Regions from separate parts of the Homo sapiens genome. Here region 2 is linked to region 1. Evidence: chromatin loops called from intact Hi-C (ENCODE). Cell type or tissue: IMR-90. All regions are shown on one strand. Each heading gives the region's core, and the rest is flanking DNA. Links, peaks and the distances in the headings are about the cores only.

Region 1 (12,910 bases), core at 2,070-10,069:
GACCCTGCTTTGATATTTCTTCATACCACTTAATATCAGCTAACATTAAAAAACACCTCAACCCTTGATCTCTTCTGAAAGCACACTCAGAAAGCAAATGCAAAATGCCTACAAAGTTTAAAGGTCTAAACCCACCCAGACCAGAACAAGGAGAAAGGTGACAAAATGTGGGAAACTGGAAAGCAAATGGATAAGTTGTATTTGATAAGTCAAAGAGATCAAAGAGAAAGGCAAGCCTAGGCCAGCAGTGAAAAGCCAAGCAGCAACGCCTGAAACATGCTCCCAAACTGGGGCACCAGCTTCCATTAAACACTGGAAAACGGGAAAGGCCGACAACAGGAGGACTGGCTGGGTGCCTAGACAACAGGCAGTCACTCCCCTCCTCCACCCTGAAGAAGTGCTCTCTGGAGAGGCTGTGTATAAACTGGAAGTCCTAAGAATGAGTGAAGGCAGGGGTGCCGTTCTGAAGACAAAAATTAGGTGTGAGTTACATAATGAATGGTAAGACCCTGGGCCTCTTGCCTTCAACTCAGCTCCCAAATGGTGGAAAGCAGCTTTTTACCTGCAAAGTAATAGACTAGAGGACTCCTCTCCTGGGAAACACAAAGCCAAGAGAATAAAAACTATAAATACTAAGTTTGGGGGTCCCCTCAAATAAACGAACAGGTCCCTGTCTGATTATCCTAGTGCAAGCCCCTCAGTCAAAAAGCCCACCCCATCCTCACCCCTCTAAAACACAAATGGTAACTAAATGTGGTGATGGATATGTTAATTTGATTGTGGTCATTATTTCACAATGTGTGTGTGTGTATATATATATAAATATAAAATCATCTTATTATACATCTTGAATATATACAATTTTTATTTAGCAATTATACCTCAGTAAAACTGAAGAAAAAGCCAAGCCCATTTTAACAGGGCTCTCAATGACCATTTTCATGTGTCATTCTTGAAAATAGACCATCCTTACATTTATGGTCAACTGATTTTCAACAAGACAACTCAGAAGGGAAATAGTCTTTTCAACAAACGGTGCTAGGACAACTTGACATCCACCTGGAAAAAGATAAAGATAGGCCTCTACCTCACACCATATACAAAAATTAACTTGAATTACACACTAAATGTAAGGGCAAAAACTATAAACTGTTAGAAGACAGGAAAGAGTAAATCTTCATAACCTTAGATTAAGCCAAAGTTTTTACAGATGACAAAAAAGTACAAGCAACAAAAGGAAAAACAGGGAAGTCAGACATCATTAAAATAAACTTTTGAATTTCAAAGATCACTATCAAAGAAGTAAAATAAAATCCCACAGAATGAAAAAAAAAATCTGCAAATCATATATCTGACAAGGGACTAGGATTCAAAATATATAAAGAACTTTTACAGTTTTAATGATAGAAAGAACCCCCAATTGAAAACAGCTAAGTGATTAAAGTAGACATTTCTCCAAAGAAAATATACAAATGGCCAATAAGCCGATGAAAAGGTGCTCAACATCATTAGTTATCTGGGAAATGCAAATTAAAACCATAAGATCCCACTTCCCACCTACTAGGATGGCTACAATAAAATAGAAAATAATAAGCATTGCTAAGGATGTGAAGAAATTGTAAACCTCATATGTAGCTAGTGGGAATATAAAATGATGCAACCACTTTGGAAAACAGTTTGGGGGTTCCTCAAAATGTTAAACACAGAGTTATCACATGACACAGCAATCCTACTCCTAGGTATATATCCAAGAAAAATTAAAACATTATGCCCATGCAAAAATGTGTACACATTATTTCATAGCAGTTTTATTATTTTTTATTTTTTCATATACTCTTACGAGGGAAAAAACCCAATTGTGCATCAACTGATTAATGTATAAACAAAATGTGTGTATCCATACACTGAAATATTATTTGGTGATAAAATGAAGTACGGATACATGCTACAATGTGGATGAGTCCTGAAAACATTATGTTAAGTGAAAGAACCCAGAAACAAAGGCTAAGTATTGTTTATTCCTTTTAATGTGAAATGTCCAGAATAGGCAAGTCCATAAAGTAGATAAATGGTTGCTAAGGCCTGGGCAGAGGAAGGAGTGGGAAGTAACTGCTAATGGCTTTGGGATTTCTTTTGGGGTGATAAAAATATTTTGGAATTAGATGGTGGTGATAGTTGTATAACTCTGGGAATATGCTAAAAACCACTTAATTATACACTTCAAAATGACAGATTTTATGGTATATAGATTACGTATCAATACAGCTGCTGTTTAAAGGAAAAAAACCTTACACTTCAAAATGGTAAATTTTATGGTAAATAGATTATATATCAATAAGGCTTCTGTCTAAAGGAAAAAAATCTAAGTTAATTCGCTTACTCTTGTGTCAACTCAGTATTGAATGTAAATAGGTATTGCATAAATTGAAGAAAAGTAACACTGAATGTAATCTGATTGGACTCCGGTGAAGACTCCAAGATGGCGATCGGTAACCATCTTGGCTACCCTGACTCAGCATTCCCGGATTCACCGGTTCCCGCCATCTCGGCAGCCATCTTGGCTACCCTGACTTGGCATTTTCGCTTATTCCCGCCATCCTGACAGCCACATCGGGTACCCTGACTCAGCATTTCCGGGTTCACCTTTCCTGTTCCCGCCACCCGGACCAACGCGCATGCCCACTAGGGCGTGTCACACTCAGAAGCACGAAACTCAACCTATCCCGCCCCTACCCCGCCCACTCCTCACCCAGCATCCATAAAAGCGCTCTGCACCTTTGGCACAGCGCGACTTCCCTGGCCCTCCCCCTGCGGACCAGTGAACCTCGCCCGAGAGCTCAGTAAAGATTTTTGCCCTCTTTGTCTCGCCCCTCAGCCTTATTGATCCACAGTGCCCTTCCATTGCCTTTCACTATCAACAAAACAACCTTCAATTTTCTTGTAGTTTCTGCAAACAATTTACATAATGTTCTTGATGACAATAAAAATATTGTGCATATTGAAAAAAAAGAAGGGATGTTAACAATCACCAGATATTGAGGAAGTGTCTAACAGATCAATAAAACTGATAAAACAATCAGTACAGTGCAAAAGGGTAAAAATAAAAAATTTTAAGATGTGTAGGTTTCAAAAAAAAAAATTCACCTTCCATGACCCTTCTCTGAAATCTATCTATAATCTACTGTAAACCAAGAGACAGGAAATAGCCAATGCAGAACAGAGAAAGGAAATTCTCAAGCTAATGGTGATGGGACACTCCAGGGCCACCCTGTGTAGCAGCTGCATATAACAACCAGTCAGGAGTGGAGCAGGAGAAAGAACAAAGAAAGTGAATCTAATAGATAACTAACGTGTGAACATTCTGAATGGAGTTTTATGCTCCTAGAGGCAAACAACATAAAGACCACTGTAGAACCAATCAAGTAACCAAACAAAAATGATTAACTCTGGGGAAAACAAAAGTATCCAATAAAGAAAATATAGCCTCATAACATTGGCCCAACTAATGAATAATACTAATGAAGTCATAAAAATATAACCACTAAATTATCTAAGGACACATTATCCTATATCTGAACTCTGCCAGAAGAAAGGGCAGAGCAAGGTTGCTGCATGAGCTGGGGTCCTGTTAGGGGCACCCAGGGATCGGCACCACAGCCCAAGGTCTGCACCAGGCTGCTGCACTTGCTGGAGGAAGAGTACCTTCCCCTAATCCACACAAAGGCATGACAGGAGCTATTCCAGGCCTGGGCACAGTGAGTGTAGATGTGTTTTCAGAGAGCCAGTCTCAAATCGCCTACAATTAATGGATATACAGTCGCGTGCCATTTAACATCTCAATTGACAAAATGGACCACATATACAACAGTGGTCCTATAAGAGTAAAATACTGTATTTTTACTGTACTTTTTTTTTTTTTTTTTAAGACAGGGTCTGGCTCTGTTGCCCAGGATGGAGCACAGTGGCACAATCTTGTTTCACTGCAACCTCCACCTCCCAGGCTCAAGCCATCTTCCCACCTCATCCTCCCAAGTAGCTGGGACTATAGGCCTATATTACCACACCCACCTAATTTTTTGGATTCTTTGGTAGAGAAGGGGTTTTGTCATGTTGCCCAGGCTGGTCTCAAATTCCTGGGCTCAAGTGACCTGCCCACCTCAGCCTCCCAAAGTGCTGAGATTGCAGGCATGAGCCATCATGCCTGGCCCTATTGTACCTTCTCTATACTTAAATATATTTAGATACACAAATACCATTTTACTACAACTGCCTAGAGTATTCAGTAGAGTAACATGCTGTATAGTTTGTGACCTAGGAGCAATAGGCTATACCATATAGTCTAGGTGCGTACCAGGTTATAGGTACACACTACACATCTAGGTCTGTGTAAGTCCACTCTATGATGTTTGCATGACAATGGAATTGCCTAACACATTTCTCAGAACGTATCTACGTCATTAAGTGACGCATGACTGTAAGGAAACCTGGGGAAAAAAAAGTCAAGAAGAAAATAAAGAACAACATAAGCAAGTTTCTTAACAAAAAAAAAAAAAAGGTAGGTCAGGTATGGGGGCTCACGCCTGTGATCCCAGCACTTTGGGAGGCCGAGGCGGGCAGATCACCAGAGGTCAGGAGTTTGAGACCAGCCTGACCAACATGGTGAAACCCCATCTCTAGCAGCCTAGTTTAGGAAGCTGCTTGATGCCCACAGGGCTATACTGCCCCAGAGAAGGAGCCCACATATAGCACCATCTAGAAAGCCAAGCCATAGCTGAGTATATTCTGTTCCATGAACTAGTGGTCACTGCCTCCTTCCATCCCAGGGGCTACCCTGTCATTACAACAGCCTTCTCCAGGAAAGCAGCTACTGCTGTCTATATCCTAGAAACAAACTCTCAAAGAGGTTTGCCTTCCACATCCTAGTGACTGCAACACTCTAACTGTGGACCGATTACTGATTTATTGTGCCATCAGTGCGCTCACCAACTGGCCCTGGTGTTTCTAGGTGATCCCCATCTCAAACCTGCAGACCAGCCCCAGTAATCCACAGCTAGGCGAGTGTTTCCAGGGGAGTCCCATCTCAAACTGGTGTACCAACCCCTGTGACTCAGTAACACAGTCACTAGATAGGCATGCAGCTTCCTGACACCGCCGCCTTCTCCCCCAGCCCCCAGTCCTGAGCAGAAAAACAAACTGCACATGCTCCTACAGCCTAGGTCACCAAGACACTCACAGGTATCACCAAAATGGATACTAGCAAAAGAAAAAAAAAAAAAACAGGCAAGAGAAAAGCACAGATATTACACTACTGTGTCCTCCTAGAACTAAAGCAGATGCAGCCCATCCAACTGACACCCTAAGACACATCTCCAGGTGAAAATCTTTCTCTACATAAGCCACTCTATACAATTAGAACAGGTGACCGTGTCAACAGTCTCATAAATATAAACATAGGAGATAAAAAGCATGAAAATGCAATGAAACTTGACACCACCAAAGTTGCACAATAATTCTTCACAAAGTTACCCTAAATAAATGGAAATTTTCAAATTGCCTTAAAAGGAATTTGAAATATTGATCTTAAGAAAATTCAATGAGATACAAAAGAATACAGAGAGAAAACTTAATCGAATAATAAAAAAAAACAAGCCATAGCCTGAATGAGAAATTCAACAAAGACATAGATACCATTAAAGAAAACAAACAGGCCAGGCGTGGTGGCTCACACCTGTAATCCCAGCACTTTGGAAGGCCGAGGTGGGCGGATCACGAGGTCAGGAGATCTAGACCATCCTGGCTAACAGGATGAAACCCTGTCTCTACTAAAAATACAAACAATTAGCCGGGCGTGGTGGCGGGTGCCTGTAGTCCCAGCTACTCCGGAGGCTGAGGCAGGAGAATGGCGTGAACCTGGGAGGCGGAGCTTGCAGTGAGCCGAGATCGTGCCACTGCACTCCAGCCTGGGCGACAGAGCAAGACTCCGTCTCAAAAAAAAAAAAAAAAAAAAAGAGAAAAGAAAAAAGAAAACAAACCAACAGAAACCTTAGGAATGAAGAATTGAATGAATTAAATTAAAAAGTACCACTGACAGCTTCAATGGCACACTAGATCAAACAAAAGAATTTCTGAACTTGCAGACAGGACTTCTGAAATAACCCAGACTGAGGGAAAAAAGGAGAAAAAAAGAGTAAAAAGAATCAAAGAAAGTCTATGAGACTTGTGCCATGATACTAAGATAACAGATTTTGAAAATATAGAAGAGAAACAGAGAAAAGAGACAAAGACACAGAAAACTTATTTAACAAAACAATAGCTGAAAATCTCCCAATTCTTGGGAGAGATACGGACATCCAGTTCCGTGAAGCTTAAAGGGACATATTCAACCCAAAAAGGCCTTTTCTAAGGCACATTATAATCAATTTGTCAAAAGTCAAACACAAAGAAAAACTTCTAAAATTAGCAAGAAAGAAGCATCAGATCACAAATAAGCAAGTCTCCATTAGACTATCAGTTTTCACAGCAGAAACCTTGAAGGCTAGGAAAGATGAGGATGATATATTCAAAGTGCTAATGAGAAATCAGTCAGCAAAGAGTACTGTACTGAGCACAGCTACCCATCAGAAATTAAAGAAATAAAGTCTTTCCCAGACAAGCAAATGCTTATGGAATTCATCACCATAAGACCAGCCTGACAAGAAATGCTTAACAAGTGCTTCAATCGCAAGTGAAAGAATACTAATGCAAAAACAGGACACTATCCACCTAACTGTTAAAAGTAAATTCATATTCAAACTGAGAATTCTACATTACTGAAATTAATGCTTTAGAATCTTTCAAATCACCCTTGAGAAAGCTGAACATCAAAATAGTCAAAAATATTTATATCTACAATGAGTTATTAATAAACACCCAATACAGAACAATATAAATTAAGGCAAAAAAGTACAAATTTTGTGCACTGACAAGGGATGTGGGGGTAGTATAGCAGGTTCGTGTGTGATCAAAATTTTTATCAGCTTTAAATAGTCTATCATAACTATACATTTTTAAATGTAAGCTCCAGAGTAACCAGAGAAAAAAATTACACCAGATATGTCAATGAAATAAAGGAATCAAAGCTTATCAGTACAGAAACTCACCAAACCATAAAGCAAACAATAAAAAAAGAAACAAAAGATCTACAAAACAACCAGAAAACAATTAACAAAATGACAGAAGTTAACTTCTTACCTTTTAATAATATCTTTGAATATAGATAGTTTTGATTCTCCAATAACAAGATGTAGAGTGGCCAAATGGTTTTTCATACATGTTTCCCTAGTCCAGACACCCAAGAGTATGTCCCTCTCTTGGGCATAAGAAAACCTAGAGTTATATTTAGGGCATCATGTGTGGTGAATAGTTGACCGAGCTGGCATGCTCACAATGACCAAATTATGTTTGTCATATTTTAATCCAATATATTGATCTACTATGAACTCGTAAATAATGTATTTGCTTTCTAGACACATTCCAGGAAGACCAGAGAAACTGACTTTTATCCATATGGAATAATCCACTGGCAAATTTCTTTTAGGACAGACCAAAGCTGATCTAGAACATAATCTTTACATACGTGGATCCTTCCCATCAGACGAGAAAGAACATCTGGGGTGAAAGGCTCCATTAGAAGAGCAATGTGGGATGGTGCTGTGCTGACAACTGGTAGTTCCTGCCCTACATCTTTGTAGAAGACTGGAGCCCAGAGCATGCCATGGTCAACTTCTATGCTGAAGTGAAGACCTCCTTCGAGGTGTGCACGTGCTTATTACAGATATGCCACGGTGCTAAGTACCCCAGAACTACAGGAAAAAATAAGAATAGATGCTGTATCCATGATCATGAGGCACACAGGCCAGAACGCCAGCTGTGGAATCGCACAGCCCAGGTTCAAAGCCTGGCTGGGCCATGACCACCTGAATGACCTGAGGAATGGTCTCAGGCAAATTTGTAAAAAGCGGAGACCCTGCCTGCCAGGGAGGCATGTGGTAAGAGGCGCATCCAGTCAGGTCAGGGCACCGCGTCCTCTCTTTGGAAACCTGCGAAGCAAGGCTGGTGGCCCTTGAGGCCACGGCAGCCATGGAGAAGGCGGGCCTTGCTCCAGGCGGCACAGAGGCACTGGAAAGGCCCCGGGGGAGCCTGGCAGGATCTGGCTGGTCCTGTGCTCTGCTTCCAGGTTCTGGCCCTGTAACCCGGGGGACAGGGCCGTCCAAGACAGGGCCACTGGGTGCCAGCCAGCACCTGGGCCAGGCGCCATGGCTCTGGCGGATCAGCCCCGCACCCCCAACAGCCCCACAGGGGGGCCCATCCAGGGCCACACACCTGCCCCCAGGAGCAGGACGTCCCTGAGGCTAGAGTCCAGGGGGACTGGTGGAAGGGTCTCACCCTTTGCCCTTTGACTCCTCTTGTAGGCACCCTCGCTGGGCTCCTAAGCACTCCTTCACACCCTGGCTCTGTCACCAGCCCCATAGTGATGTCATAAACTCCCAGATGCCCAGTGTGCACCCGGCCACAGAGAAGTGGGTGACTTCGGAGTATCCTCTCCGCTTCTGACCCTTAGTTTCGTCTGTGCACAACTCGCTCAAAATGGGCAACTCACTAAGCATATTTTGTTCCTGGTTCCACCGCAGGTCCTGGCCACGCCACCGGCAACCTGCTCGTCTTGTCCGTGAGGCCTTCCCAGCTGGCCGGGCTCACCCCGCGGCTCCTGCACCTGTGCCTGCCCCGGGAATCTGGGGCCGTTTCCCACTCCTCTTCAACCGTCAGCGACATCTTGGGCCTTCTTTTCCAGTCAGGTGGGATGGCGCCCCTGTGAGGCTGTGTCTTATCCCTCGGAACACGGGCACCCCACAGAGGGTCCTGCCTCCTGTGGTCTGGAGCCCCCCCCTCAAGGAAGAAACCCGTGCTGTCTGCTCGCAACTCCAGGATGTTTGGACACCTCAGCCCCGTGAGGATCTCTTGTCTCAGAGGCAAGTTTAACCTTCAACTTCCTTCATTAGATGAGCAGGTGATCCCAGCCAGGCTCCCGAAGATGGAGGTGAGGGCAGAAGAGCCCAAAGAAGCAACGGAGGTGAAAGACCAGGTAGAGACCCAGGGGCAGGAGGACAATAAAAGGGGCCCCTGTAGCAATGGGGAAGCAGCTTCCACCTCTAGGCCCCTGGAGACTCAGGGAAACCTCACTTCCTCCTGGTACAATCCCAGGCCCTTGGAGGGAAATGTCCACCTCAAGAGCTTGACAGAAAACAACCAGACTGACAAGGCCCAGGTGCATGCAGTGAGTTTCTACTCCAAGGGCCATGGAGTCGCCAGTTCACACAGCCCTGTTGGAGGCATCCTTCCCTTTGGGAAGCCTGACCCACTTCCAACAGTGCTCCCTGCCCCAGTTCCGGGCTGCTCCCTGTGGCCAGAGAAGGCGGCCTTGAAGGTGCTGGGTAAAGACCACCTGCCCAGCTCTCCAGGCTTGCTGATGGTGGGGGAGGACATGCAGCCCAAGGATCCTGCAGCTCTTGGATCAAGTAGGTCTTCTCCACCCAGAGCTGCCGGCCACAGGTCCCGCAAAAGAAAACTGTCGGGGCCACCGCTGCAGCTGCAACCGACCCCTCCCCTGCAACTGAGGTGGGAGAGAGATGAGGGGCCCCCACCGGCTAAGCTTCCATGTCTATCTCCTGAGGCACTGTTGGTGGGTCAGGCTTCCCAAAGAGAAGGACGCCTCCAGCAGGGCAACATGCGTAAGAACATGAGGTTGTTAAGTAGAACATCAAAATTCAGGAGACTAAGAGAGCTGCTTAGGAGGAGAAAGAAGAGACAGCAGGGCAGGCGTGGTGGCCCACGCCTGTAATCCAGCACTTTGGGAGGCCCAGGCGGGTGGATCAGGAGGTCAAGAGATTGAGACCTGAGGAGCATCTCTGCCTGTACCATCTGGGAAGTGAGGAGCGCCTCTGCCCGGCTGCTCCACCATCTGGGAAGTGAGGAGCGCCTCTGCCCAGCCGCCCCACCATCTGGGAAGTGAGGAGCGCCTCTGCCTGGCCACCGCACCGTCTGGGCAGTGAGGAGCGCCTCTGCCAGGCCCCCACCCTCTCTGGGAAGTGACGAGTGCCTCTGCCTGGCCGCCTCACAGCCCGGGAAGTGAGGAGTGCCTCTGCCCAGCCGCCGCCCTGTCTGGGAAGTAAGGAGCGCCTCTGCCTTGCCGCCGTCCTGTCTGCGAAGTGAGGAGTGCCTCTGCCCGGCCTCCTCACCGTCTGGGAAATGAGGAGCGCCTCTGCCTTGCCGCCGTCCTGTCTGCGAAGTGAGGAGTGCCTCTGCCCGGCCTCCTCACCATCTGGGAAATGAGAAGCACCTCTGCCTGGCCGCCGTCCCATCTGGGAAGTGAGGAGCACTTCTGCCCAGCCGCCACCCTGTCTGGCAAGTGAGGAGCACCTCTGCCCGGCCCCCTCACCGTTTGTAAGGGAGGAGCGCCTCTGCCCAGCCCCTGCACCGTCTGGGAAGTGAGGAGCGCCTCTGCCCGGCCCCCTCACCATCTGGGAAGTGAGGAGCGTCTCTGCCCGCTGCTGTGCAACCTTCCAAGTGTGAAGTGACAGCCTTGTGTGTGATCTTTCTGCCCTCCCCAAGTCTGCATTTTCGACATTAAAGTTTACTTTTTAATTAAAAAAAAGGAGATTGAGATCATTCTGGCCAACATGGTGAAACTCCGTCTCTACTGAAAATACAAAAATTAGGCAGGCATGGTGGCTTGTGCCTGTAGTCTCAGCTACTCGAGAGGCTGAGGCAGGAGAATGGCTTGAACCCAGGAAGTGGAGGTTGCAGTGAGCCGAGATCGCACCACTGCACTCCAGCCTGGTGACAAAGCAAGACTCCGTCTCAAAAAAAAAAAAAAAAAAAAGTAAGACATGGCAAACTGCAGTGGCACCCAGCCTGCCCCTGCTGTCTCCACACCTGCTGAGACTCCCTGCCCCTGGCCACCTACACTTCACGGATCCCAGCTCCTCGTCTTACTCTGACTCGGCCCACGTGCTGTTGGGCCCCTCATTTTGCCTGTCCCTCCACCTTCTCTCACACCAAGAATTGAGTAAAATTTGATATCCATAATTCCTAACTCTTCCCTGGCTCTTCCCACTGACCTTGCCCCCATTTTGGGGGTTCCACCTAATGAGAAAGGAGGCTGCTCTCATTCAGCTGCAGTTTCAGTGCCTCTGACCTCTGACCCATGCCCCACACATCCTAGCCCCACATCTTTCTCCTTCCAGCCTCCCTTCAGAAGGGAGCCTCCTACACCCATATGTGTGCATTCCTCTCCTCCTCTTTCCTCCCCTCCTCCTCTTCCAGCAACTTTACTATAGAAAACAAAAGACCCAAGTATGCAAGCAATATATACCATGTAAATGGGTAGTGAGATTAAGTATCAGCAAGATACCAAGCCTCCTAAATTAATCCATAAATTCAACACACTTCTAATAAAAAACCCAAATGCATTTTTTTGGTTAAATATGATCACCTAAACCTAAACTCACAGTGAAGAAGGGTCAAGAATAGTCTAGACAATTTTGAAGAACACGGAGATAGAAAAACATTCTAATCAACGTTTATTATAAAGCTGTGGTATACATGAATGAGTCTCTGGTATAAGGAGATACGAATATATCCAATGAATAAAAATAAAAGCCAGAAATAGACCCTTTAGAAGGGAATCTGGCTTACCAAAGAAGGGAAATTTCCAAGCAGTAGGTAAATACTGGATTATTCAACTAATAATGCTGAGACAACTGACCATCATATGGAAAACAATCAAATTAGATCTTTAGGGTAGGAAACGATTCCCTAAGACTTCAAAAGACCAAACTATAAAAGATTGGTAAATTTGGGCCAGGTGCGGCGGCTCACGCCTGTAATCCCAGCACTTTGGGAGGCCGAGGCCGGCGGATCACAAAGTCAGGAAATCGAGACCATCCTGGCTAACACAGTGAAACTCCATCTCTACTAAAAATACAAAAAATTAGCCGGGCATGGCAGCATGCGCCTGTAGTCCCAGCTCCTCGGGAGGCTGAGGCAGGATAATGGCGTGAACCCGGGAGGCGAAGCTTGCAGTGAGCCGAGATTGCGCCACTACACTCCAGACTGGGCGACAGAGCGAGACTCTGTCTCAAAAAAAAAAGATTGGTAGGTTTGATTTCAGAATATATAAAAGTTTTATAAGACTGAAGAGATCTACAGAAGTAAAGAATAGAAGCTCCTGTTTGATCAGATCAGAATCAGAACAATACTACTCAGGAAAATATCTTGTATCACATTTTAAAATAAACCAAGTATTTTTATGGCAACAGGCATATATGGTAAAATTATAAATATAGGCAAAGAAAACACAATCACCAACTTCAAGACAGTAGTTATCCGTATGAGAGGCAAGAGTAAGTGATGGATGTGAAGGAATTTCTTAAGATGCATTTGTAATATTGTATTTACCTGTAAAAGTAAGTTTGAATTAAAAATAGCAAAATGTTAACACCAATTAATTCTGGGTGGTAGGTATATAGGTGTCTGATATCTATATCTATATCTGATAACTTTCTATATTCTTACTGTATTTCTTAATTAATGAAAATACATACAATATAGCAAAGATAGCCAAGAGAATGAAAAGTAAAAAATAGATGAGACACTGGAAGCAAGGAGGAAAGAGGCATAAGTGAGCGGAAGCTCCATAATTCATATTGTGGGGATCAACAGGTGTTGTCTGTAGTTGATGAATCAACAAATGGTAGTTAAGCATACTATACAGTATCTAGAATTATGAGGGTAACGTGCGACAAATTTAAAATCAGAAAATAACCAGATGGGTAAAAAGCAGAAGTCTGTTGCTTTTCATTTTAAGTGTTCG
Region 2 (12,910 bases), core at 1,947-9,946, 52 kb before region 1:
TTCCTCCTGTCACATTGGCCTCTTTGCTATTTTGTTTACTGTTCTCTGTAACCATCTAGATACCAGCACGGTTTGCCCCTGCGACCCTTATGAATGTGTGTTTACTGTGAGGTGCCATGGAGTCTTCCAACTGTGGATACTGAGTAGGCAACTGGGTGTGAGACCTGCAGCTGCAGTGGTCCAGGGTGGTGATACGAAGCTGGGAGCTGTCTCTATACAGGTGTCATGAAACGATGTGGAGCTCCAGGTGTGGGAGAAGGCAATTCTTCAAGAAGGTAATGAGAAGAAAAGAGAAGCACAGACAAAGCCTTGAAGAGCAAGGTGTTGAAAGAAAGCCTTCAGAGGAGACCGAGATGGAGCCATTCAAAGATGTAAAAGGAAATCCAGGCGTGCAGTGTAGCAGAGTCCAAAGAAGGAAAGAGTGGTCACCTGTGCTGAAAACTATGGGGACATCAAGAAGATGAGCTCTGAAGATGGTCCACTGGATTCAGCAGTCAGTGGAGACCTCCACAAAAACAGTCCAGGCGAAGGGCAGTAGCAGAAGCCAGGTCTCAGAGCTGCCAGTGTAAGTGAAGACGTGGAGATGATAGCTACTGAGAGGAGCAAAGACATGGGGAGTTGCAGAGGGAAACGTCAGGTGACAGGCAAGAGGAATTTAAAGTGGACATGACTGCTAATCAAATAACACAAGAAAGGGGACAGGCTGATGACAAAGTAGCAGGGACAAGCAAAGGCACTCAGTCCTTAAAAAAAGGGCCTGTGGTAGTTGGAGCAACATTTACTGGTCTACAGGAGGGAAGACTGGTTCAGATACCCACAGGTGTGTAGATTTGTCAGGAAATATGACAGAGTCCCAAGTGACAGCATAAGGCCAGGCTGTTAGCTAAAAGTGAGGGGAGTGAAGACAGAGGATTAGGAATTTTGGAAAGAAAAAGTGTGATACAGCTGGGGTAAGTGGAGATTAGACTTAGAAAAAGGCAGGTTAACACCATAGAGTGAAAGGCATGTAAGGCTAGCACTGATGCATTTCCAGTGACTCCAATATGCTAGGCTGTGTTGGCATATTAATATTTCACAAACCAATGGAACTGGAACCAATACAAATATATCTCTCTACCATAAATCATGCAAGAACTGCTGTTACTATCACACAGACACACCCAGAACTTTAATGTCTCTGCCCCTTCTTTATCTGGAACAGCTGTGATGTACTCATTTATCAATTGTCCTTTTCTTTCAGTTAAGTCTCCAGTTTCCATATCCGGAACACAGATAGGACTTTCATGACCAAGAAAGCATGTTTAACCTTAGGAAAGGCAAAAAGAAAGACCTCGGGCAATGTGAAATCACTTTATATAAGACCAGAAATGTGCCTGGAGATATCACCAACCTCCATTTTTTTTTTTTTTTAACTACAGAGGAATCTTAAAGAGTGACTCTTCTAGATGACAAGTTAGTGGGTGCAGCACACCAGCATGGCACATGTATACATATGTAACTAACCTCACAATGTGCATATGTACCCTAAAACTTAAAGTATAATAAAAAAAAAAAAAGTGACTCTTGTGTAGTAAAAAAAAAAAAAAAAAAAAAAAAAAAACACTGATAAAATTTCACTTGTTTCTTTTTCTTGTGTTAAAACTTAGTAATTTATTAAAAAGTAACACAGATGGTATGAACCCAGTCATCTAATTACATAATATATAATGGCATCCCTGTGTGTGCAGACATGGAGAGATGCTTCAGTGTTTACCCTGGTTATTTCTGGTGGTAAGATGTTGGGTTGTTATTTTCATCTTTCTATCTTCTGTACTGCTGTAATATTTTATTAATGAGTTTGTTTCATTTTCAGAAAAACAAAGTCACGATTCTTTAAAACAGATGATCTGGTTTTACACAAATAAACCAATGTGAGTGAACTAAGTTTTTGGTTTCTTAGCTGCAATCTGGTCAAACTGACCCAAGCCTAGAAATTTAAAACTTTCCATTAGTTGTTAAGTGTGGTGCAGATAAACTTTATGTTGGTTGAAAATATATAAAACTCACCCTTGTAAAGCTTTATGAATTTGTCCGCACTTTTCCTTCAACACTGCAAAAATACCTAGATGAAAAAAATACGTTTGAGAGTCTATTTGAAACTTATGATAGTACTAACCTAAAAATATTTTTGAAGACCCAGATCAAGTTCATCAATTTAAAATGCTACAAATCCTTCTACATACTAACAGAGCCAAGAACCCATACTCCCCTGAAGGCCCAAGCTTTGTCTCTGGTGCGTGCTAACTGGCCCCTTCTCACCTCAGTATCCCACTTTCAACAAACCTGGAATGATGCTTTCAAGAACAATCAATGCCTCTTGTTCTCATCAAGATCCTAATCTGGCTAAGAATCAAAGGGTACAAATTTATTGCTTATTTCTTTATCCTAAACAATTTGGTAAAAAATCAACTATAGTAAAGTAATTTTTACAATCTTTTCTTGATATTTTCCTTTTTTATTCAAGGAAAATCCCAAAACTAAAGTATCTGATCAGAAGGTAGGCGTGCCAGGCCATCTGAGAAGCAAGCATATGAATGAGCACAGAGACACACATTTTCTGGTTCTCTGAATTAGTATCAGTGATGAAGATTCAGAAATACTGTACCGGGTAGGGCCTGCTGCTCCCTTTCCGTTTTAAGCTTTGCAAAGGTGGCACTGTCATAGCCAAAGGCCACATTTTAAATTCTTAGTAGACTTTTTATTTTTCCCACTGAGTAAGTTCTTTGCTGGTAAACCCGGCTTGGCCTCAGTACCAACTGATGATTCAAAGGCTAAAGGTGAAAACTCACAATATTTATAAAATTGCACAGATAAAAAAGCAGCATGCTTCAGCTGATTTCTCAAAAAACTATTAACCAAATAAAGACTGGCTTATTTACACCAATGGAACGTTTAGGCCCAGAACTGGCTGAGAGCCCCTCGTCCTCCCAGCATCTCCACCCACTATCTGAGCTAGCCTTGCTTTGGCTCTGGCTCTGGCCCCAAGCACAGGAGAAAAGCTCTGACCCCAAGTCCTTGGGGCAGGAATAGCTTCTTCACTGCCATTCTTCCTATGAATGCCATATAATGTAACTGCAAACCAGTTTTGTCTGGCAAATAATTTCTCCAGTAAGTAAATCAGTAACACAACTAACGTAACCTGAAATCTCTTTGATTCCTTGGGTTTTTAAAGGGTTATACCTGGATTCTCTTCCATGATGTTGAGGGCCTCAATTGCTGCAGCAGCTAACAGGGGAGGTAACGAAGCTGAAAAGCAGTATCCCTGGCCGGAAAGTCGCTGAGAAGAAACAAATGAAGACATATACACATTCTCTGTCCTTTCTAGGTAAACATTTGAAAGGCACCAGTTCTCTAGAACAACTACTGAACAGTGTGTACATGTGGTGAGGGGGGTAAGATCCAGCCATAAATAAACATTATACGTGTAACAGCAACAAGACTTTTTGTTAAATGTGAGATCATTTCTAAATAGAAATATTTTGAGTGATTCTTTAAAAATTGACATTTAAATAAAAATTGTGTGATAAACTAAGTAAAATTTCGTATTTCAAAATTATATTTTGAGGTGACCAATGGAGAAATTAGTTTCAGTTTTAGCTCCTGTTTTTAAAAAGAACCCACCTGATGGTCAATTACAAAAGACCTGCCACAGCAGAAACCTCCAATAGAAGCAAGTGCATTCTCCATGTTGGCACTGATAAGATCAATATCATCAATCTGCCGGAAAAGGAGGAGTGACAGTTATTCCACAGTTTAAAGAAAAAAAAGGCCAACTTCAAGCCTAGAGACAAAATTTAACAGCATTAAACTGTCTGTTAATATCTGGATTCAAACTACCTATCTACATGAAAATAAAAAATAAACCATATAACATCTATCGCTGAATGAACTGTAGTCTCATGGCCCATCTGAAACTGTCTCATTTTATACATTTTTACCATTTCATTATACATGACAAATTAACTCACAGCAAAGACAAATAAATTATAAGAAAATAAAACCCAAAGCTGTTCGATATTAAAAGTAGTCACAGGTACAAAATAAGACTATTTCCTCGCTAAAACAGTGGTCTAGCTGGCCTTCCTCATGGGATGCACTGAGATAAATAAAAAGTCTATCGAAGTTTTGAGCACTTTATTCTTGTATTCAGTTTGCCTCTCAGCATTTCATAAGTCAATTTATCCAAACGTCATGGCGATGGAATCTTTGACCAACTGGACAGCAGAAGAACCTAATGTGCTCTAAAATGACCTAATGGGCTTTGAGTCCTACATCTTTCTGACCACTCAGAACTCCTTCGGTCCTCATCTTTGGGTCCAGCCCTCAGCACCAAGTTCCATTCTGGGCACACAGTAGGCATTCAATCATTACTTACTGATGGCCATGTTAATGGATTGTCAGAACACAGCTAGTGTTTTCCTTAGTGTTTCATAGATCCAGCAGAGTTTTGAGAAACTCTGCACTCCTGCCCTTTTTAAAAAGCATGTTTAAACCTTTCATTATGAAAAATTTCAAGCCTGAACAAAGTAGAACAGAACAAAGAATCCCCATCACCCAGATTCAAACATTATCAACTCAAGGACAACCTTGCTTCACCTATATCCCCTACCACCCTCATCATTTCTTTGTAGTGAGTCCCAGACTTCATGGGGTTTCATCTATAAACATTGCACTGTGTATTTCTAAAAGATAAAAACTCTCTCAAAACATAATCACAAAACTAGTATCATACTTAAGACATTAACAATTTTTAAATGTTAAGTTTAAATTTGATGTTAAATATATTCAAATATTCAGTGTTCAGATATCTCTGATTGTCTCACCAAATTTTCTTTTAACAGCATTTGTTTGAATCAGGATCCAAATAAAGCCCGTACATTCTGCTCTCTACTCTCAGGCGCTTGTGAGTATTTCCTCACAGTATTTCCCAAAGTGACAACTGCTGGAAGCATTCACAAAACTACAACAGTGAAGTTCAAGTTTTTTCCTCCATAAAAATTTTCATGCCTTAAAAAAGGCTGTAGTGTACTGCTAAATCTGCTTGAATTACACTTCCATTTATCTTTCCATTTATTCCATTTACCTCCTCGGTGCATGTAACTGCTGAATGTCAGTCTGCCTTGGAGGAGGTGCTTCCATCCAACCTCCCGGGATATTCACTCTGCTTTACATTTTTCTCTGGGACTATATGGTTAGCGGGATGTCGATAATGTAAGGCAATTTTACGTTTTATAGTTCAACTCTGTAACACAGGTTGCACAGCTCTTATGCGCATGTTTTGGAGAAAAAGCTTTCTGTAACTCTTCCCATGGTGGTTGGTAAGACAGCTGTTCAAGACTGGCTGACTTCCTCTGCCCTGAGGCTCCAGGAGCAAAACCCACTAGGCACTGCGGGCAGTCTGGGTCCATTTCCCTCAGAAAAGGAAACATGACACCTCATTCTGTTTGGGACTTTAAGAGGTTTTGCTGAATGCATGCCAGTGGTGTTTCTGACACACACACACATGCACACACACACGCACGCACGCGTAACTGTATCTACCTCCCACAAACACATTATATAGAATACAGATTTTTAAACACCAGAAACAGTATCCTTTCTCTGCCGTCATGAATACTTCTGAAAAGACCACTCAGGAAATTCCTAATGATTTTAAGAAATAATTGGAAGGCAAAATTTAACCATTTCTAGAGAAGAGACACTAAAAGTCTATTCGAATGAAACTTTGCAAACAGAGCACAAACCATGACTACCCACTCCGAGTTTATAAGTGCAGAAGGAAGATGGGGTTCCCTGGTCTGGCTGACTAGACTCATCCTGGGCTCACTGAGGTGACAGACACCAAAGTTTCGTGACCCTTCAAACTGATAAGGAACACTGTCTTGTGCCTATAAAAATATAGGCCTAGCAGAATGGAACTACATGTCTCCTATAAGAGGGGAAACGTTCTTAAAAAAGGGGAACTTACATTGATTCCATAGTGTTCAGTGACTCCTCGGCCATGCTCTCCTAGGACTCCAAATGAAAGGCTTTCCTCCAGGAAGATTCTTGCTTTGTATTTGTATTTTAACTTAACCTAAGTGTTATATAAACGTTAAAATACTAATGATTAGCACCATATAGAACATATTATGGAGAAAAAAATTAAGATTAAAAAGTATGTACAGCTGACTCTCAATACTTGTGAATTCTATATGTGCAAATTCATCTACTTATTAAAACTTATTTGCAACCTCCATATCAATACTTTTTTCCTGTCATCACGGATATGTGCATGTGCAGAGCAGTGAAGAATTTGAATTACCTGACACGTGTTTTCCCAGGTGAGGGTGAACAGGCGACTGTTTCAGCTCTGATCCTGTGAACAACTACCCTTTTCATGGCCTATTTACTGCCACTTTTTTGGACTTCTGTGCTTTTTGTTGGTGATTTTGCTATTTAGAGTCGCCCCCAAGTGTCATGCTAAAGTGCCGTCTATTACTCCTAGTGCTGTGATGTCCCTTATGGAGAAAATTTGTGTGTTAGAGAAGCTTTGTTCAGGCATGAGTGGTAGTGCAATGAATCAACAGACATTAAATAAGACACCTTTAAACAAAAATACACATAAAGCAAGTTTTGTGTCAACTGGTTGATGAAAATGTTGTAACCAGAGGCTCAGAGGAACCTAACCCTATTATTTGCCCTAGCAGCAATAGTTTAGTATTTCTTATTCCAGTGTTCATGGCAACTTTATAGAATATAAGTAGGGTGAATGATGAGAATCAATTGTCCTTTAGATGGTCTAAAATGATTCACTTAACAAAAGACAGCACAATACTGATTTTTTTTTTTTTTTTTTTGAGACAGAGTCTTGCTCTGCCACCCAGGCTAGAGTGCAGTGGTAGGATCATGGCTCACTGCAGCCTTGACCTCCTGGGCTCAAGTGATTCTCCTACCTCCGCCACCCAAAGTGTTGGGATTAAAGGTGTGAGCCACCATGCCCAGCTTCAGTGCTTATCTACACTTGAGCTGTTCCTACACTTCATCTTTAGTTTCGTATCTGTCCATTAGCACTGCTTCATTACTGTAGCCCTATAATATACGTCCTAGTATCTTCTGGTTCACTACCTCCCTCCCATTATTCTATCAACCATTGACACTCTTACAAAAACAAAAAGAAGAAAACAAATACATCTCTTCTATTGATACTTAAAATATATTTAGATTTCCTCAGAAATAGTGAAAACATTTAAAAACAACATATGGAACCCTTATTTTGAATCCTTATTCAATTAATAGACTCCTAGATTAAAATCTCAATGGCCGAATGCAATGGTGGTTCAACATGGAAAAATCAAATATGTATTACATACACATTAGAAGAATGTAGGGGGAAAAACCCCACATGATCATCCCAATAAATGCAGAAAAAAAATTTGACAAAATCCAACAACCTCTCATGATAAAACACTCAATAAATTAAAAATGGGAAGGAACTTCCTCAACCTGATAAAAGGTTATTATAAAAAACTCACAGCTACCATCATACTCAATGGTAGAAGACTGAAAGCTTTCCTTATAAGATCAGGAACAAGACAAAGATGCTCATTTTCGCCACCTGTAGTCAACACTGTAGTCGAGGTCCTAGCCAGGGCAATCAGGCAAGAAAGATAAAGGGCATCCAAATTGAAAAGAAACAAGTAAAATTATCTCTATTCACAGATGGTGTAATCTTATACATAGAATAAGATCCACAAAAGTATTATTTGAGCTAATAAATTCAGCAGAAGTTACATTATGCAAAAGCAATACACAAATATCTGTTGTATTTCTATAAATAGCAGTAAACAATCTAAAAAGGAAATTAAGGAAACAATTCCATTTATAGTAGAATAAAAAAATCAAATACTTAGTGATAAATTTAACCAAAGAGGTGCAGGACGTATATACTAAAAATCACAAAACATTGCTGAAGGAAATATCTAAATAGATGGAAAAATCCCAAGTTCATGGACTGGAAGACTTAATATCATTAAGATGGTAATACTTCCCAATGTGACTACATATTCAATGCAATCCCCACCAAAATCCCAACAATACTTTTTACAGAAATGGAAAAGCTAATCCTAAAATTCAAATGGAATTTCAAGAGACCCCAAATAGCTAAAATAATTTTGAAAAAGAACAAAGTTGAACTCACATGTCCTGATTTCAAAACTCACTACAAAGCTACAATAATTGACACAGTGTGGTACTGGCATAGGACAGATATATAGAAGAATGAAACAGAATAGAGTCTAGAAATAAACCCATACATCTATGGTCAATTAATTTCAACAAGGGTGCCAAGACCAGTCAATGGGGAAACATTAAACAAATGATGCAGGCAAAACTGGATAACCACTTGTGAAAGAATAAAATTGGACCTCTTCATCAACGCATACGCAAAAATGAACTCAAATGAACTACAGACCTAAATGTAAGACTGAAAACTATAAACTCTTAGGGGGAAACATAGCAATAAATCTTGATAATTTTGGATTAAACAAAGATTATTATTATTATTTTTTTTTTTTTGAGACAGAGTCTCGCTCTGTTGCCCAGGCTGGAGTGCACTGGCGTGATCTCGGCTCACTGCAACCTCCACATCCCAGGTTCAAGCAATTCTCCTGCCTCAGCCTCCCGAGTAGCTGGGATTACAGGCGTGTACCACCACACCCGGCTAATTTTTTTGTATTTTTAGTAGAGACGGGGTTTTACCATGTTGGCCAGGCTGGTCTCGAACTCCTGACCTCAAATGATTCACCTGCCTCGGCCTCCCAAAGTGCTGGGATTACAGGCGTGAGCCACCGTGCCCGGCCAGATTAAACAAAGATTTTAAAATAAAACACAAAAGCACAAGCAACAACAAAACACATAAACTGGACATCATCAAAATTTTTAAAAACTGTGTGTCAAAGGACAGTATCAAATAAATGAAACAAACCCCCACAAAATAGGAGAAAATATTTGCAAATCATGTATCTGATAAACATCTAGTATCCAGAATATACAAGGAATTCTTTTAAAAACAAAAAAACAACCCAATTTAAAAAATGGGCAAAGCACCTGAATAGATATGTCTCCAAAGGTATACGCATGGCCAAACAAACAAACAAACAAAAAAAAAAACAAGAAAAGAGGCTCAGCATCATTAGCCATTTGGGGGAAACAGGATCAAAACCACAGTGAGATACTACCTCATGCTCACTAGGGTGGCTAAAACAAACCAACAAAAAACCCTGGAAAATATAAGTGCTGACAAAGATGTAGAGAAACTGTAACCCTGGTATATAGCTGATAGGAATGTAAAATGGTGCAATCGCTGTTGAAAACAGTATGTCAGTTCCTTATTAAGTTAAACACAGAATTACCATATAATCCAGCAATTACCCTGCTAGATATATACATAAAAGAACTGAAAACAGGAATTCAAACAAATACCTGTACACAAATGTTCACAACAGCACTATTTGCAATAGCAAAAAGGTAGAAAGAACCCAAATATCCATCTGTGGATGAACATATAAAACAAAACGTGGTATTATCCATGCAATGGACTATAACTCAGCATTAAAAAGGTATGAAATACTGATACATGGTATACAATGTTAATGAACTTTAAAAACATCAAGTGAATGAAGCCAGAAAGAAAAGGTCATATATTATATGATGCCATTTATAGGAAATAACCAGAAAAGGTAAATCCATAGAGACAGAAAGCAGATTGGTAGTTGCTGGGAGCTAGAGGGAGAAGAAAATGGGGAGTGACTGTTTAATGGGTTTGAGGTCTTCTTCGTGAGTCATGAAAAGGTTTTTGACCTAAAGTTGATGGTTGCACACATGGTAAATGTAATAAATGTCACTGTCCTGTACAATTTAAATTGGTTAATTTTGTGTTATGTGAATTTCACCTCAATAAAGGAAATCTCAATGGTCATGGTTTCTAAAAACAGTTATGCTGCTTTCACTATTAAAAAGCTAAGTTTTGGCCATGCGTGGTGGCTCACGCCTGTAATCTCAGCACTTTGGGAGGCCAAGGAGGGTGGATCACCTGAGGTTGGGAGTTCAAGACCAGCCTGACCAACATGAAGAAACCTTGTCTCTACTAAAAATACAAAATTAGCCGGGCATGGTGGCACATGCTTGTAATCCCAGCTACCTGGGAGGCTGAGGCAGGAGAATCACTTGAACCCAGGAGCCAGAGGTTGCGGTGAGCCGAGATCGTGCCATTGCACTCCAGCCTGGGCAACATAAGTGAAACTCCATCTCAAACAAAAAACAAAACACAAAAAAACAAAAAAGCAAGCTATGCTTTCATTCATATGCAATTCTACAAAAGGTAAAACTAATCTACAGGAATAGAAAGTAGATTAATGGCTGTCTGGGGCCAACATGGGTACTCACTACCAAGAGGCATCAGGAAGCTTTCTGGATAAAGTTTTCTTTCTGGATAAACATTGTCTTACATAAAAATATTCCGTATCTTGACTGTGGTGGTGGATGGCTGCAGTGATACAGATGTATATACATCTGTCAAAACTTATCAAACTTTACCCTTAAAGTAGGTGTATTTTATACGTTGATTTCACCTAAATAAAGCTGGATCTTAAAAGCTACGTATGGCCGACTCAGTGGCTCATGCCTGTAATCCCAGCATTTTGGGAGGCCCAGGCGGGCAGATCATGAGGTCAAGAGATTGAGACCATCCTAGCCGACATGGTGAAACCCCGTCTCTACTAAAAATACAAAAATTAGCTGGGGGTGTCTGCGCACGCCTATAGTTCCAGCTACTCGGGAGGCTGAGGCAGGAGAACTGCTTGAACCTCGGGGAGGAGGTTGCAGTGAGCCAAGATGGCGCCACTGCACTCCAGCCTGACGACAGGGCAAGACTGTCTTGCGGGGGAGAAAAAAAAAGCTAAAGCTAAGTTTTGGCCAGGTGTGGTGGCTCATACCTGTAATACCAGCACTTTGGCAGGCTGAGGCAGGAGGATCGCTTGAGCCCAAGAGTTTGAGAACAGCCTGGGTAACGCAGTGAGACCCCTACTCCACAAAAAAGGGAAAAATCAGCCAGGTGTGGTGGCATGTGCCTGTAGTCCCAGCTAACTCAGAAAGCTAAGGTGGAAGGATCACTTGAGCCCAGGAGGGTAAGGCTGCAGTGAGCTGTGTTCACACCACTGCACTCCAGCCTGGGCAACAGAGCAGTCTTGATTACTCTTTGAAGGCCAGCACTGGCATTCAGTGTTGTTCTTCTTCCCTGATCTGAGCAAAATATGCTTATGAGGCCTAATGCGCAAAGCAACGCAGACGTTATACACTAAAAGCGGTCATAAACAAAAGGCACATCTGTCAAATAGTCCAAATATTAAAATTACAGCTGAACATGGTTGCTTACCAATTCTGGAAGAGGACAAATAGTTCCAGTATTCATATACAATCCTTCTACTACAATGAAACGCCGAGTTACACGAGCCTTGCGAGGATTCTTTAAAAGAGAAAAAGCAGACATCTTACATTTCAGTAACTCTGAAGACAAGATCTGTTACATATTCCCCAGCACTTTCACCTTACAAGATTTATTCCTAAAAAAATATTCTGAATGAATTGAAAGCTCAGTGTTTGTGATGGGTTATTTTGAGATGAACAACAGTACTATCTTCTCTCAGACGTTTTTCAGCTCACAGCATTAGCTAGGTGACCCGCCACACACACAAACTAATTAGGCCCTCTGAGAATATTAAAACACAAACAAAACCCTCCAAACCTCCAACTGGGAAGGGGCCTAAGGGACTTTCTAAAGAAATGGGAATGTTTTACATCATAATGGGGCTGACATTCCTGGGTTACATGGGTATAATCACTGGTCAAAATTGTATGGCTGCATTCATGTGATTCAATGTCTGTCAATTTTACCCAAAACAACTATAATGAAGGTCATCATCATGAAGATGGGGTGAGGAACAGATGGCACAAGAATGATGTAATGCTGATAACAAAGCTGGGAGAAGGGTACAGGGGGCTTCACTATACCACTGTGTTTCCTTCTTATATGTTGGCATTTTTCCATAACAAAAAGTTAAAAAACTCAAACCGTTTTCCTTCACCTCCCAAAAAAAGGGGCAACCCTGTTCCCTCCTCACTCCCCACTGATGTATTATCGGATCAAGTAAAATTTGACTATGAGCTTGTCCAATGATGTTCCCAGGTGGTGGGGTAGAGAGGTCTCCTTTTCTTTTTTTTGAGATGGAGTCTCACTGTCACCCAGGTGGGAGTGCAGTGGCGCCATCTCTGCTCGCTGCAACCTCCGCCTCCAGGGTTCAAGCAATTCTCTGCCTCAGCCTCCCGAGTAGCTGGGATTACAGGCACCCGCCACCACGCTCAGCTGATTTTTGTATTTTTAGTAGAGATGGGGTTTCACCATGTTGGCCAGGCTGGTCTTGAACTCCTGACCTCTTGATTACTGACCTCGGCCTCTCAAACTGCTGGGATTACAGCTTTGAGCCACCACGCCCGGCAGAGATCTTTTCAAAAAACACACACCTTCACACACTCTGCTCAGAGCAAGTCACTAATAAATCTCCCACATGTATGAAACTGTACATGGTTCAGGTGTGTGGGACTGCAAAAAATACTGAGATCCACAGATAGAGTTTGCCATTACCTTCTTACTCAGAGATCTCTTGCCTCTAAGTTTCTGCTCCAATGGACAATTAGAAATGATCAGAATTAGAAAGTATCAGAGCAATGCTTTAAGGGGTATTTTACAACCCACAGCAGTAGCACTAAAAAAAAAGTTTGTTGAGGAATAAAAAGTACATATCACTGATGTTGCTCAATCATCTTTACTCTGTCA

What was found. Peaks named below come from ENCODE experiments on the same cell type or tissue, not always from the same donor. Only the 100,000 strongest peaks of a DNase experiment are listed, where the experiment ranks them.
Region 2: it touches region 1 in a loop (2.2-fold over the local background); 1 of 110 quality-filtered maps calls a loop at or near these places.

Annotation. Positions count from the first base shown.
Region 1 is chr9:92,095,575-92,108,484 of GRCh38, forward strand. All of the region lies in intron 3 of SPTLC1 (serine palmitoyltransferase long chain base subunit 1), which reads right to left. It also overlaps the pseudogene LOC100420896. Among named protein-coding and RNA genes, the nearest start is that of SPTLC1, 13 kb to the right of the region's middle. RefSeq lists an enhancer at 7,690-8,190. In IMR-90, for the core only: no CTCF peak of the experiment used is centred there; a DNase peak (open chromatin) is centred at 5,127; H3K27ac peaks cover 690 bases.
Region 2 is chr9:92,043,953-92,056,862 of GRCh38, forward strand. It overlaps SPTLC1 (serine palmitoyltransferase long chain base subunit 1), which reads right to left. Exons shown (of 15, transcript NM_006415.4): 8 at 11,453-11,542; 9 at 6,008-6,115; 10 at 3,661-3,756; 11 at 3,220-3,316; 12 at 2,047-2,101. Among named protein-coding and RNA genes, the nearest start is that of SPTLC1, 65 kb to the right of the region's middle. RefSeq lists an enhancer at 11,757-12,377. In IMR-90, for the core only: no CTCF peak of the experiment used is centred there; a DNase peak (open chromatin) is centred at 5,519; H3K27ac peaks cover 1,312 bases.